Regions from separate parts of the Mus musculus genome. Here region 1 is linked to region 2. Evidence: chromatin loops called from intact Hi-C (ENCODE). Cell type or tissue: left cerebral cortex. All regions are shown on one strand.

What was found. Peaks named below come from ENCODE experiments on the same cell type or tissue, not always from the same donor. Only the 100,000 strongest peaks of a DNase experiment are listed, where the experiment ranks them.
Region 1: a loop joins it to region 2, with 6 times the contacts of the local background. A loop is called at or near these places in 3 of 42 quality-filtered maps.

Annotation. Positions count from the first base shown.
Region 1 is chrX:166,213,199-166,221,198 of GRCm38, reverse strand. No RefSeq gene overlaps it. Among named protein-coding and RNA genes, the nearest start is that of Gemin8, 47 kb to the right of the region's middle. In left cerebral cortex, no CTCF peak of the experiment used is centred here; DNase peaks (open chromatin) are centred at 1,690, 2,065, 4,286 and 6,430; H3K27ac peaks cover 1,528 bases.
Region 2 is chrX:166,335,269-166,343,268 of GRCm38, reverse strand. It overlaps a transcript of Gpm6b not described here. Among named protein-coding and RNA genes, the nearest start is that of Gpm6b, 5.3 kb to the left of the region's middle. In left cerebral cortex, no CTCF peak of the experiment used is centred here; DNase peaks (open chromatin) are centred at 3,212, 3,983, 4,284, 4,676 and 1 more place; H3K27ac peaks cover 1,672 bases.

The DNA of each region.
Region 1 (8,000 bases), 120 kb after region 2:
GCTTCATGCAAGCATTGTGACAATGGAGCTACAAACACCAATTCTCCTGGGTTGTGCCTTTTTATAAAAAAAAATGTATTTCAAGACAGGGTGTCTCTGTGTATGTAGCCTTGGCTGTTCTGGAACTCTCTCTGTAGACCAGGCTGTCCTGAAACTCAGAGATCCGCCTGCCCCTGCCCCCAAGTGCTGGGATTAAAGGCGTGCGCCACCACCACTGGACAGAGTTTTGCTTTTTAATCTTTCCTCAAGCTATACTTTTATGGTGTGTGTACAAAATCTAGACCTTAATCTTTTTTGTTGGTTTGTTTTTAAGGTGACGTCTTGCAGTGTATCCCAGGCTACCTTCAAATCTGCAAAGGTGAAAGCAGGAGAAGCACTGGAAGAGTGAGCCACTCTGCTGGGCTCTCTTGAACATCTTTTAAAAATTGGCCGCCAGTGTAGAAGCCAGACCATTTGTCGGCCTGCCTCAGAGAATTTGATCATTCCACCGAGTGAAACTGAACTCCACCACATTAGAGCATTCATCTTCTCTCTTCTGAGCCCCCTGGCCTCCCAACCTAAACATAGAAAGCCAGAGATGGAAGAATAGAAAAAAAGGAGCAGTAAATCATTCACATGAGTGGATCATCTTGAAACTAACAATGTAAAACCCCCAGTGAGAGACTGAGTCTGCCAACTGATTGAGGTTTTAGTGGAAAAAAAAAAGAGAAAGAATAAACCATTTTCAGGAAACGAACCCAACATTAAAATATTAACAGGAAATAGAATGTTCTTCAAATGTTGAACAAACATCCCTTTAAAAAACACTGCAGAGTCTTTCAATAACAATCTATAGCTATATCTTTATCTAATATATATACATATATACATATATGTATATGTGTATGTTTATTTAATATGATAGCTGAAGCAGGCATGGTGATGTATGCCTGTAATCCCAGCACTAGTGGCAGCAGGACAGGCCAGCCTGGGCTACAGTGTGAGGCCCTATCTCAAACAAACAAAAATGATAGCTGAGTTTCGGGGGGAAAAAAAGGGAGTGGGGGGAGACTGGGGGACTGTCCTCTAAATGTGACATGTTTCCTGGAGCCATGTTGGGAGAAAGAATGGAAGCACACAGGGATGATGAGCTGTCTCAGCAACTCAAAGTGCTTGCCTTGTAAGCCTGATGATTTGATTTGGATGCCAGCAACCTACAGTGGACCCTTTCCCAAAAGTTGTCCTCCGAGCTCCACATGTGTGCATCTGCATGCATATATAATACAGCCACTCCATGAAGAATAGGTGGAATTAGAAGTGCTCACTGTACACATCCCTACCACCCAGGCCTCAAGCTCATCAGGTCCCACCCTCTCCTCTGCACCTCACCCACAGCTCCCTCAGCCCACACAGGGCTTTTTGTTCTCCAAGGTCTCTTGCCTCTATCATTCAGTCTTGGACTACATTCTCCACTTCCTGAAATTGTTTCTTTAGAAACAATTTGTCTCCCCTATCTCCCTGCAAGGTCCAAGGTTGCCACTTATTTTCGATGAGAAAGAGCTTCAGGAAATGTTGGCTGGAGTGAGTTGGGTTGGGATCTCTGGGAATGGGAGCTGCTACCCGGTGGGTTCTCAGGATCTCATTGGGCTGTGTTTTGTCAAGGCTCTCGGGGCTACTGGCAGAATTAGAGAACAGCAGGCTTGGGGGCTGCAGCGTCTGTCAGTATGCTATTTGGCTCTTCCTCTTCTCTTTTTTCCTTCCTGTGTCTCTGCTTTCTATTTCTGCCCATTTTTCCTTTTCAAGATTTCTATCCTTCCCACTAAAAGAAGAGGAAAAGATGGTGATCGTGGGGCTAAAACAAAGCTGTCCTGAATTTGTATGTGTGTGTGTGTGTGTGTGTGTGTGTGTGTGTGTGTGTGTGTGTATCATTTCTTCATATTCTTGGGTGGGAGCAGGGGGAGCTAGGGCACTGCAGCTCAAACTAGGCTTTGTGACTTCTAAACTCATATTCCCATTGAGCTATACCTGAGTCCTTTATTTATTTCATTTAAAAATACTTGGTGGAATGACTTTTGGACATTTGGATTCAGCCTGCATTTTAGATGTTGGGAAGGTTTTGAAATAGCTTGTACATGAGCTAGGAGTGTAGCTCAGTTGGTAGAGGCTTGCCTAGCATGCTTATGAGCCCTGGTTCCAGCCCCAGCACTACATAAATAGGGTGTGGTGATGCACACACATGATTTCAGCACTTAGGAGGGGTAGCTCAAGGTCATTCCTAGCTCCATAGCAAGGCTGGATACATGAGTCCCTGTCTCGGGGGTAAAATAAATAGATGCAGACAAAAATTTAGATTTAGCATGAGCATGAAGGAACTGGTTTACTTTAAATGAAAGAGAGAGGGAGGCATAAGGAGGAGGGGAAGGAGATAGGAAGGGGGGAGGCAAGCTAGTTGAGAGAAGTGTTGAAAGTAGTACAACTGAGGAAGGATCAAAGGTAGATCCTGAGGGTCTTGCCTTCCTGCCAGAGAGGTGGGTGGGATTTTTATGTATAGGAAAGCGTGTGTCCTAAGGAGGAATTGTTACTGCACTTAGCAATGTCTACCAATCGGTTTCATGTAGGATTCAATAGGCCATACACCTAGAATTCAATTCAGACTCAGACAGAAAGAAAACTTCGAACTGCTCAGTCTCACAGGTTTTTAAAAGCTCATGGCAGCGCTGCTAAATCCCCACAGCCTCCTGCCCTGGAGAATGGCTTGCTTTATTTCTGGTGGATGATTAAATCCAAACTCTGATGATATGACAAGAATCAGGAGCTAGCAAGCTGGGGACATGTCAAACTCAGAAGTGAGTATGAGTGTCCAGAAGCCTCTCCTGGGGCTCTGGTGTCCTCTCCTCCCATCAGCCAGTTTGAATCAGGTTGTCCCAGAATTAGAATGAAAAGACTTGTTATCTATAGGCAGAATGGCATGTTCCAGCATTAGTAAGAAATGTATCTAGTCCGTTAGATTTTCATTAAATGTATCTGTGAGAATCAGCTGATGTTGAGTAGGACAGGAAGGCAAACATCTGCCCTTGGGCAGTTTCCATGAACTTACTTCCAGATCCTTCTAGCAGATATCTTAGGACTAGTTCCTCCATTTATATGGGCATTAAAGATAACACTCAACATTATTTAAATGACATTTACTTCTCTTGTGTTGTGGGAGGGTGGTGTCTGGTGGCCACTGTGAGGGTTTGGAGGTCAGAAAACAACTTGCAGGGGTCTGGGCTCAAAGTCAGGTGGTCAAGATGGGCAGCAGGTACCTTTACCCACTGACAGAGCCATGGGGTAGGCCGGCACTCTCTTTTACCATAAAACTTGGTTACATGATACAGCAACGACAATGAAAACATAGTAATGGGAGGAAATGGAACAAGGGCACTGAGATAAAAGACACATTACAATTTTGCTGTTTTGTGAAAAGTGTCCCTGTCTGCCTGGATTTTCACTTCTTTCATCTTCATGAGAGTTGAAACCCTGCCTGGAACGATCAAATTCAAGCAGAGTACCAGTTGAATCTACTCCTGTGAGAACACAATTCTCTGAGAAATTGGTCTGGTTCAGGCCCTCTAGCAGTTATGCCCATCAGAATCCTTCATTGATGCTGGTTGCCAAGGAGACGATTAGTTTAGGGACCTTGGAAAAGAGCCCAGCTAGGTGGCTGCCAGGGAGCCTGCAGCCCAAAGTCTTTTATGACCTCTTGGTCATGAAAGGCACTCTCCCTCTTTGGAGCAACATGGTAGAAGAGATGTACCCATGTCACTACAATTTTGTCTCTTATGTTTTTGTGGTTCACAACTCATACTGATAAGAAGGACAATAGCCAAAATCTCAAGGCCTGTGAGTCTTGAGGTTAGCCATTTCTGAAGTTGGCAAAAGGTAAATCACAGCCTCCTGTGGTTTACTGAAGTGTTGAGGCCCTCTAGAGAATTTTTCTATGTAGCCTAGATTTCTGCTCAGCAACCATCTTTCTGAAAGAGGATGGGATGAGGTCCATGGAAAGATGAACCCAGCCTTCTGAGAACTCTCCTTCAGTCTCAGCACCATTTCATGCAGGCTGAGGTTCTTTGCAGTAAAGGGCCTTTGGTGTTACAGATTCTGTGATACAATGTAATATATCTTCTACCCCAAGCATCATAGTTCCGAAGGAGCCCGAGACTTAGAAGAAAAAAAGGGGAAGTGCCTGGTTTAGAATCTTCTCCTCTTCCTGGCCACATGGCATCTACTGCGGGGGCGTCAGATGGAATCCCGCCCTGGCTATGCCTTATTCCAAGTGTGAAGTTTCACGAAGGTTTGTCAAAGCCCCATATGCCAATGTTTTCTCCAGGCTTCTCCCGTGCCCTCTCTTCCATAAAGCCACCCACGTAACACAAGCCCAAGTAGAAGGCCATCTGCATTACCTCATCCTTTTTTTTGTAGGCCATAGTTTCTCTATTGCCATGGTCTGGGCTTTAAAGATGCCAGCTTATTGCAATTCGAACCATCAGATATTGGGTTTGTACTGCATAGAAGAAGAGCAGTATGAGAAGAAAGTCTCAGAGCGATTTATTGGGTAAATAAGAATGCAAGAAAGTGAGGGCATTCAAGAGGGAGAGAGCATGAGTAAGATGTTTTATGTTCATGTCCTGGAAGCCCATTGTGGTTTAATTAGAAGATCCGGCGTCACAAGCTCAGACACTTCAGAGCATTGGTTCTCAGTCCTGGCTGCATATACAGTCCCCTGGGGAACATTTAAAATGTACACACAGCCTGCCCAGATCGATTATACTGGAATCTCTGGGGGCGGTTCACAGGCATCGAATTTATTAGAGAGTATGCTGCTATCTAGAATCACCAGATGCCAGAGAACCATCAAATTAGGTTTCCAGTAGCAAATTTAGGAAGGCCACATTTTAAAACATGTTCAGCTTTTCTATTTAAATACAAGACCTCACCACAATTAGCATGTAATGTTGGCCCTCACTAACCTCAAGTTGTTATTCTATTCTTCATATTTGCAGTTACTGAGGGAATATTAGATATCAGTTTGCATAAAAGCAGTTAGTAGATAATTACGTATTTATGTAGTTAGACTGGTTTAAAACTGTTTGTTTCAGGAAGTGATACACAGCATGGCTTCATTTTTACTTGGTATTTGTTTGTTTCCTACTATGACCTGAGACTTGAAAAATGTACACCACACACACACACACACACACCATATGACACAGTCTTGTGTCTCAAATAGTTCAGGCTGTTCTTAAAATTGATAAGTAGCTGAGGGTAAATTGAACTTCTGATTATTCTGCATCCACTTCCTGAGTGCTGGGTTTATAGGCAAGTACCACCACTACCCTTGTTTTTTACCGTGCTGGGGTGGAACCCAGGGTTTGTATATCCTGGGTAAGCACTCTGATGCCCTATGAACCAAGATACACTCCCAAACCTGTCATCCATTTCTTTACTCAGAGTCCACATTTGAAGCTGGTGATAGAATCCAGCATTGGTCCAAGGGAGGAGACATCAGAACAGGCTGATAGAGTATGGCTAGTCTGCCAGGAAAAAGAATATTGTAGCACCCATGGAATGAGTTGGATTGAGGTGTGATGGATGCTGACAAGAGTCTCTGGGGTCAGAGAATGTTTAGAAGAGATGGCTTGCTAGGACCAGAGACGCAAAGGTTGGCTTTACTGGTAATCCAGGAGGGATGGCAACACAAGATGGGTGACAGGATGCTCAGAAGCAACAAATAAATTCCTGTTAGACCCCTTCTCATTCTCTCATAACTGAGATTCAACACTAAGCAGGGGGGAATGAGCCTGTTTTTTCTTGCCAGGGGCTGTAGCTAGTTTATCATGTATGCAAATGAAATACAACTGTTGTTCTTGAGGAAATGCCAGCCTAACTGGAAGGCTCGGACCTTAATCAATACACCCACACACACCCCTGTAAGTATATTCTCCCAGAAGTAGACGGTTGAATCTGCTACAACTGAATACAAGACCAAATTTTTGCAGAGGCGTTCAAGGCCCTCTTTATGAATGAGTATTCAAAGCTGAGGGCCCAAGATCAAAGCAGTCATAAAATCTGAGACCACTTTGTCACTTATTAGCGTGTATGTGCTCTTCACAAAAGCTCTGTGAGTTAGATTCCTACTTTACTTGACTCAGAGGATTAAGTGACGAATAGACATGGAGTCACAGAGCAACACATTGTTTCAGAACTCATGTCTTCCTATTTCTTATCTTGTCCTCATTTTGTGCAATTCTTTCCCTTCTGGCCAAATACCAATTTGTCCCAAATGTTTCCATGCTATACCATTTAACAAAAAGAGACGGCTAGTCCTGAAATGACTCACTGGAGGAGAAGGTGTGAAAAGTTAATTCCTAGTCTCCAGCTTAGTATCTTAGCAACCACATATATTTAGTCATGACTGCTTCTATGCCTACTTTCATATGATCTGCAAGCTGCATCACAATTTAACTGAAGCTTTGCTCTAAAGGCACTAATGACTCTTTCATACTCAGAATCTTAGTTTTCACTCTCTGCCATGCATATGATGTGCGAAATTCCAGCACTTTCTTAGTATAAAAAGAACCCACCCTATTTTTAAAAGGAAGCTGATGCTAACCAAGAGCTTTCTCCTCCTTTAAGGTTGTATATGACTTTCATAAGCCTGGGGAATGTATATAGGTCTAACCTTTTTGAGAGCGATTTGATAGTAACTATCAAGAGCCTAAAACATGTTCTCTATTTGACTTGCTAATTCCACCTCTGTATTCTGTCCTCAGGCAGACTAGTCTGAAAAAGAGACTAAAATTTATGCATAAAAATCTTCACCAAGCCAGGTGTGGTGGTGCATGCCTTTAATCCCAGCACTTGGGAGGCAGAGGCAGGTGGATTTTTGAGTTCGAGACCAGCCTGGTCTACAAAGTAAGTTCCAGGACAACCAAGGCTACACAGAAAAGCCCTGTCTTGAAGAAGAAGAAGAAGAACAACAACAACAACAAAAAACAAAAAAACAAAAAACTTCACCAATGCATTATTTATGAACATCAAAGTATCATTTACAACAGCAAAAAAAAAAGTGGAAAGAACTTACAAGAATTGAGACTTTAGTGGGATGGTTGAGTTGAAATTTATATAGTCCTAAACTAGATAGACTCAAAGAAATCGGGTAGAGGAGATGGCTTAGTAGGCAAAGTGCTTGTTGTGCAAGCACGAGGACCTGAGTTCTAATCTCCAGAACCAAAGTAAAAACCTCCCACCCCCTCAAAAAATATAACACCCATAAACAACAAAAACAAAGCATAGAAAACATCTCATCATGGAAACTGTAGAATGTCACAGTGTATCCCAGGATATATCTCTCTGTCAACACACCTTCACTTGCAAATGTTCATTGCAATGAGTCATTGTTCTGGTTTGAGATCTCTGGTTTCTGTGACACCATCAATACTGGATCCTCACTGGGACTCCTCCTAGTTATCCTGTTGTTGCCCTGTGTCCAGTAGATCCTGTAGTCTTGGGACAGCAGGACTGGCATTTCATTCATCCCCACCATTTTCAGATGACAAAGATTTTTCAGAGGGCCAAGTCAGATCCTTGGATCTGTACCTGCGGGGTAACTGAGCTGGTACCCCAGCTCTCCCTTATATACACCACTAAGATGTGCTCTCCAGCACTGCTCCAGCTAGGCCACCCAATGCCTTCAGCAGCAGGAGGCAGGCTCAGCTCTCCTGCTCTCATGATAGTTCATCTGTACCCATGCCTCCAGAGCCAGCTAGCTGACCCATTAGTGCTTCAAAGTCAGGGCCAGCCCCATTGTGTTGTTCAGGTGATATGCAGGGCCCACTGTCCCAAGTGCTACAAAGTGTTACAGCCATTGGGGGAACAGGGCTAGCTGTCTCAAGCCCCCTGGACTAGCTCTCTGAGGGGCATAGGGGGCATCACCCCTACACCCACACCACCTCTTGCCAGACAAGTGGCAGGGCCACCTC
Region 2 (8,000 bases):
CACCTCTCCTAAAAACATTCTCCAAAGTTTTATGGGGTTTTTACACAATACCTCAAAACAATGTGGGAAGATCCCAAATCAAAATCCTTTACCAGCCTGATCTTTTAATGCTTTGGTTTTAGATAATCTCTCACGCCCACTTATATTCAACATTTCTGCTGTGTTAAACAAGAAAACACCTTGAAAACCTGTTTGGCCTGCTTCGACACTTTCTTTTAATTTTCCATCTCACTTTCCACTTTACCCATTGTCCCTGAAGACCACGCCCACAGCCAGTTCTCCCCCACCCCCCCGGAAATATGGCTTCAGCCTATTTTATTGTCTCTTGGTGAAGGGATTGGGAGGGCACCACCTAAAACTTCAGCCTCTAGAAAAAAGTGTGTGTGTGTGTGTGTGTGTGTGTGTGTGTGTGTGTGTGTGTGTGTGATAACTATCTCCATGGGAAAACTTATAGTGTGCCTTAATTGGACAATTTTTTAAAGGCCATGTTTGAACAACTTAGGTCCATTCAGACATAAAGGTATAAAATTTTACTTGTGCACTGGCAAGATGGCTCTTGCTATCAAGTATGATCCGAGCTTCATCCTCAGGACTTGAATGAGAAGCGAATACCAACTTCCACAGTTATTCTCTGACATATATATATTACAGTGAAACAAATGAATATAATTTAAAAATTGTGATTAACTATGTTAGTGGGTTTTTATGGAGTGTCTAAGAAAATCATTTAATTCTAGAAATATCAGAGGAGCCCAATTTTGTTGGCTCTCCTATTAGACAAATTAGTTTATTTACATAAGAGACAGGGTCTGGCTATGGTGAGGTACCCACCACTGAACTTAGTTTGAAACATTATTTTAATATGAATACAGTGAAAGGCAAAATATGAAAGGCATTCTAGATTTCCTTAAACAGCTCTTGTCTATAATATAGTGACAAATCAAAGCAACTGGACAAAATGCTGATGCAAGAATAAGAGATGTTGACCGAAAATGGATGTATTACATTGAACCTTATGGAACTGCTGGTACTGCCTTAAAAGAGTGCAGTTTCATCTACATGCCAAGCTTATGTCCTCCACCATGCACATCTGCTAGAGTACCACAGCGAGGTCTGTAAACAAGCACATGCTTGGAAGAGCTTCCCAAGGGCTAATGTCTACCAGGATGTCCACGAGCAAGCCAGGGCGCCTTCTCTAGGTAGTCGTCAGGCTAATGGGCCACAGAGAACTTGCTTAACCAGAGCGCTCCTTCCTGCCAGCGATATCACAAGATGAAGAGAGGAAAATTCATTAAGTTGCAAAGTCATCTCCCTATACTTAGCCTAACCACATGATCATAAAACAATTTTGCCCACTGCCTCCTGTCCACAGCTTTCTGGAATATATCTTAGGGGTTTTGTTTGTTTGAGGAGCAGGGCTCAAAATGAGTGAAGTCAAAAGAAAAATGAAAACACCAGGAATAGATTTTTTTTTTCAATTCATTCTAACTGCAAATTCCTCTACAAGCCTTCTTGGCTCATAGAACATTTATGTCACATGAAATACACTTGGCCATAATCCTTCCTCAGTGTCTGATACGTGAAATGCTGTCTAATAAGAAATACAAACTAGAAAAACAGAATAGTGCTAGGAATTCAGAATATGATTGCTAAGAATTGGTTTTTATCCATAACTAGACTGTATTAAAACTTTTTAAAAATCAGTTTGGGGAAGCCTTTGTCTTGCAGGATAATTAAATTTCTAATTTTTGTCTTTTTAAGCCAGAAGGATTTTAAAAAGCACGAGGCCAGTCTGTGCTATATAGTGAGTTCTTAGCCAGCCTCAGCTACCAGTGTGATGCCCCACCCCACCCCTGCCCAACATAAACAAATCAAAAGAGGGCTGGTATACCAGTCCAGTGAGTAAGATACTTGCTGTCAACCATGACAATCTGACTTAGATCCCTGGGACCCACATGGTGAGAGAAAACTATCCTCTGACCTCCACATGTATGCTATGGCACATGAGAGCTGACAAACACAAAAGAAGTAACAATGTCATTAAATGATAAATAAAAATAATAGAATTTCTAAGTTTTCATGAAATGTGAGTTTTGAAAAATGCCTGTGGATTCAGTACTTACTATTCTTTTCCTTCCTTGATGGCTTTACTCCATATCTTCTGCATATCTGCTATAGTTTACAAGAAATGACACCTTATATTGAACTGAAAGTGAAGATCAAGTCAGACGATGTTTATGAATACTCTTTAGAAATGGTAGAGCTAAGGGCTGGAGAGATGACTCAGTAGTTAAGAGAAAGAGCCCTGGCTGTTATTCTAGAGGACCTGAGTTTGATTCCCAACACCTACATGGCAGCTCACAATCATTTGTAATTTCAGTTCTAGGGGAGCTGACCCCCTCTTCTGACCTCTGAGGGCACTAGGAATGCATGTGGTATTCAGACATACAGGCAGGCAAAACACCCATATACATAAAATAATGGCGAAATTATTTTTAAATTGTGAAGTTTTGGTTGAAAATGTAGCTCAGTGGCAGAGTGCTTGCCTAGCATACAAGAAACCCTGGGTTCAATTATTAATGCCACAAAAAATGATGAATCTCCATAAGGGTGAGCCATCATCCATAGTCGTTGTCTTTAATGGCAGAGTTTGTTCCCAAGTAGATCCTGGCTAATGCCCACAAATATGATGAGCACAAGAGACTTTTTTCCCCTTTCTTTCCAGCCTCGTCAGCTATTTACTTAGTTCCAGGCAGTAACCTCATTAGAAAATTCAGGAGCTGCCAAAACAGCAATTGTTGAGTTTAGCAACAGCCAGCCTGAGGTGTGCCCAGCTCCTCTGCACCCTGCCTCAAACAAACAAACAAACAAACAAACAAACAAACAAACAAGCAAGCAAACAATTCACAGAACCAAATGTTCAGAGAGTGAGAACAAGTTTGGTAGGCATAAACTAGGGCTTGACATGATAGCAACAGGGGCAACGTGGACTGTTTCCACATTCCCAGCTGAGATATGGGCTCAGCACAGAGGCACTGTGCGATCAAGTAGCATGTTCATTTTCCCAAGCAGGGTGGGCCACACGTATCTCAAAGTCAATGTGAATACTGTGGCTTCCTTCCTCTCTCTCTCTTGTATCATGCTTGCACAATGTCAGCATATGCCACACTCAGCATGTGGCCATTCTTCACTGGCCAGGACATGTGGGTGTTTGAGAATGTTCCTGGCCTCCACTCACTAGACACATGAGGGAGGAAACTCATTCCCAGCTGAGAACCATTGCCTTCAGTCTAGTTTTCTACGGTTGCTAGAACTTTCTCTTGTTAGCCAATGGCTCTAGAGCCTGGCTGTACCCTGGAGTCAGCTGGAAAGGTTTTACTATATGTCCTATGCCCTGATATTGTGAATGGGTAGTGACCAGCTTGTGTGGTGTGAAAACTTTAAAATATGTACACCCCCCACCCCCAGTTTGTTTGAACACATAACATGCCATGTAGGCAGCTGGAACACAATTGGCTACTTTTAGAAGGGTACAAAGAGAGGAATTTGATGGACCTATAGGAAAGTATAGTTGGGGGAATAATGTCCAACAGGAAAAGTTGGAGGATCTATACCCAGCAGAAAAGACCAACTGATCATCAAGACAAGAGATGGGGGAGGCAGTGCTGACGCCCATGGGGAGCATAAAATCAGGGGACAGACTGGTTTCCTAGGGCCACTGTAATAAAGGAGCATAAACTTGACAGTTTTAAATCACAGAAATTAGTCTCTCACAGTTCTGGAAGCTAAAAATCCAAAGCCAAGGTGAGGAAAGGGCTGCAGTTTCTCTGACAGGATCATGAGGCAGGTTCATTTTTGCCTCTACCAGCTTCCAGCAGTCATTAGTAGTCCTTGATGTTTAGTCCTTGGCTTGGTTCTGTGCTCCAGCCTCCACCCATGTCACCATATGGTGTTCTCTCTGTGTGTCTCATAAGGACACCGATAGATCAAGTTGGACTCAGGCCTACGCTAGTCAACCAAGGCCTCACCCCCACTTCCTTATATCTACAAAGACTACTTCCAAGTAATGGCACCTTCACAGGTACTAGAAGTTAAGATTTTACTATATTGGCACCTGAGAGGCAATATATGACTCAACTCCCACCAGGTGAGGGAGACTGAGAAAGACAATCACATTTGGAAGCCATGTGAGCTATGCTTGTAAAATTGCTCAGTCTAGGCAGAATTTGGAACTGAAGAATTGGGTGCTAGCAGCACGGAGGAACAAATTTGAGCGGGGGTGGGTGTGATGCCAGAGCAGAAGGCGCAAAGGAGAACACCATGCACGTACCACCTAAGCTCAGGGGGCCTTGGTAGAAGTACTCTCAAAGGAGGCCGAGAATATTGGAGAAGATCCAGGTCAGGGGCTTGTCACAGAGGAGAGAATTTTGAGAAGCGGGGGACGTGACACAGTGAAAGCAGTTAGGCAGGGAGGATATAGCAAAGACCACTAAAACAGAAAATTCCAACTTCCTTGCCAGTGTCATCACAGAGACTAGAATGGAAACCACCAGTTTTTAGAAGGACCACCGGAGGACTGGGAAAGTGAGGAAGAGGAGGAAAGGATGGGCCGAATACTGCAGAAATGTAGCGAGATAAGGCGAGGGAATGATGTAGCAGATAAAGGAGAAAATCACAGCCAAGAGCAAGTCTGCCAAATGTTGGATCCTGCAAAGGCATCTGGGATGGAAAGAGATTAAGATGTAAGTGGAGGTGGATGAGTGGCAAGGAATCAAGAGGCCAGGAGAGTAGGCACCAGATACAGAGAGCAAGTTGGGACAGCTCCTGTTACCATTTGGTCTAAGCTCCGCCCCACAGTTACCTGGCAACAGCCAGGTGTGCCTGACTCACTATAAAAGGGGTTGCTTGCCCCCTCTGCTCTCTCTTGCTCTTGACTTCTTGTTCCCTCTCTACCTTCTTGCCCCTTCCCACTTCTCTCCCCATTCCTCTACCCACCCTCCACATGCTCATGTCCTGCCTCTACTTCTCTACTTCTCTTTTCTCTCTCTCTCTCTCTCTCTCTCTCTCTCTCTCTCTCTCTCTCTCTCTCTCTGTCTCTACTACCATCTCAACTCCCTTCCCCATGCCCTAAATAACCTAAATAAACACTGTTCTATACTATACTGTCCTGTGGCTGGTCCCCCTTCCCCCATACCTGACTACACATCCACCAAAACATTCTTCTCTTTATCTTTGTATAAAATACAACAGCTCCCTTAACATGGAAGTGAGGAAAGAGGAACTAGAGGAAAACAGATGTCTATCCAACTCCAAGACAAAAAACACTCAAAAGATATGGTGATGACTGGCAGGTTACAGGTACAGCCTGTCCTGCCTGGAAAGGGGGACATACAACCATTACCTGATGGTATCCATGTTAACAAGCTTAAGAGGCATAACTGGTAGATGACATAGTAAAAGGGTGATGGTCTTGGCCTTATTAAGACAAGAAGCTTGCCCCAAGTCTGAGTTGCTTGAGGATATTAGTAGACTTTAAATTTTTAGAATATCAGAGGCCCCAGGGGGTAGAGGAGAGGGAGGGGAGGGAGAAGGAGGAAAGGAGGAAGGGAGGGAGGGAGAGAGGGAGGGAGGGAGAGAGAGAGAGCTTTTACTATACACTGTTTCACTGGGGAATGGACTCTGGCACAACAGTCACACCTAAAAAATGAAAAAAAAAATTGGGAGTCAGATGATTTGTCTTTTGTTATAGGTTTGTTTGTTTGTTTGTTAAAAATTGAGATGGGGTTTCTTATACCCAAAGCTGCCCTTAAACTTGCTATACAGCCAAGGATAAACTTACACTCCTGATACGGATACTACTTCCACCTCCTGAGTATGGGGATTGTAGGTGTTCAGTACCACACCCAGTTTCCTTAGAACATGGGTTGGTTTTTTTTTTTTTTTGGGGGGGGGCGGTTGTTTGTTTTGGTTTTTGGTTTTTTGAGACAGGGTTTTTCTGTGTATCCCTGGCTGTCCTGGAACTCACTTTGTAGACCAGGCTGGCCTGGAAATTTACCTGCCTCTGCCTCCCAAGTGCTGGGATTAAAGGTATGAGCCACCACACCCTGCGAACATGGGGTTTTGTGTATGCTAGGCAAACACTCTCCCAACTGAGATACATTCCTTGTCCCCATTTTTATTTCTTTTAATTTTTTACTTTAAAAAAAGCATGCACATGAGTGTTTTGCATTTGAGTGCTTTGCATATGAGTGCTTTGCATATGAGTGCTTTGTCTGTGTACATGTACATGTGCCACATGCTTGCCTACAGAAAATCAAAAGCGGATCCAATGCCTTGGAACTAGAGTTATAAATGATTGTGAGCCACCATGTGAGTTCTGCGAACTGAATCCAGGTCCTCTACAAGAGCAGTAAGTGCTGTTTAACTGCTGAGCTATCCTTCCAGCCCATCTTTCTAATGATTTTGATAAAAGAAAATGTCTGCTTCTGTGTACACAAGGCATACATCAGGAGACAGACAGCTGATCTAATGAGAAGATGCTTCTTGGTTCATTATCATATTCCACAGGGATTTTGGATTCCCTCAATAAGAGTCTTACACCACCAACAGGCTCTTCCTGAAGGGCCTGGTTAACACATCTATGATACATGTACCACATCAGTATGAACAAGGGGCAGACCTTCAGAGTCTCTTTGTTAGGCCTCCACTGCAGCTTTTCAAATTCCAGTCGTTACTTTGTTGTGGCTCATTCTTATGTCACCAGAAATCCCAGAGGGTAGAGTATTCTCCTAAGAGTGAGCCATTCAATTTTATAACTGGGAGAACCTGGGGTGCTCTGCTAAGGTTGTGCCTAATACCATCTGTCAAAACCCCACCCCAGTGCCAGCCTTCCCAGCTCTGACTCTGTTCCAAGAGCTCCAGGTCCCTTTCCTTTAGGTGGCTTCCTGGGTAATGTCTCTGTCTCTGTTTGCAGAAGTCAGGTTAACTCTCTTTCAATCTCTCTCACTGATAAGTGCCCACTTTCTCCACTAGAGTACAGCCATGCACATTTACCTGCTGTCCACTTGACTTGGAAACAGTCACTTGGGGCAACCCCAACTTTCAGTACGGTGTGCCCAAGGAAGGCAACCCAGAGCAGATGTGTCTCTGTATCTTTGGCCAGCTTTGCCAAATAGAGACAATTTGAAGTTAAATCACAAGACATTTGGATGGTAAAGTATCTTACAAGTTGAAAGGAAGAAAGATGATGTGACTCTTTTAATATCCCCTTTGAGAACTCAGGTGCACCAAAGAAACCCCCCCCCCTTTTCCCGATTTTTGCCTAGAAGTTACTTCAGCCCTCAAACACACATTTTCCCCAGACTTGAGTCAATGTAAGGATTAATGAGCTTCTGTCTAGGGAAAGGCACATTCTCGGACAGGCACATGGACCCTTCCCCCATTCCTCTTGGACCCATCCAGGCCTACTCACAACACTGCTCATTTCATACTCATCTGGGAGACAGAAAGCATCAAATACTAAGAGCTGGCTGACTTTGTATATATGCACCACAAACACTAGGCCACATGATTTCATGTGGAATGCAGTGACTGGGCTCAACACTGTCTCTGTAGAACCATAGCTGCCCACCTGTGAAATGTCTGACACAGTCCCTCTCTCAAGGACAAGGATGGCAGATTTCATGAATCCTGTGCACCAGCATTGCCAAGGAGAGTTGACCATGTTCGTTCGTTCTTTCTCTCTCATTCTCTCTCTCCCTCTCCCTCTCCCTCTCCCTCTCCCTCTCCCTCTCCCTCTCTTTCTTTTTTTATCTGCAGGACAATATTGAGAGCAGGTCTTTCCATCTTCCTTGGACAGAGACACCAAGCAGAAGAAACTAAAGGGACTTGGGCTATGGCCCGAGTTTGAGCAGAGTCTTGGCTATCAGATGAGATTGCTGGGAGCTCAGGAATCAGGCAGTTAGAATGGAAAGACACAAAGCTATACAAGGACTCCTGCA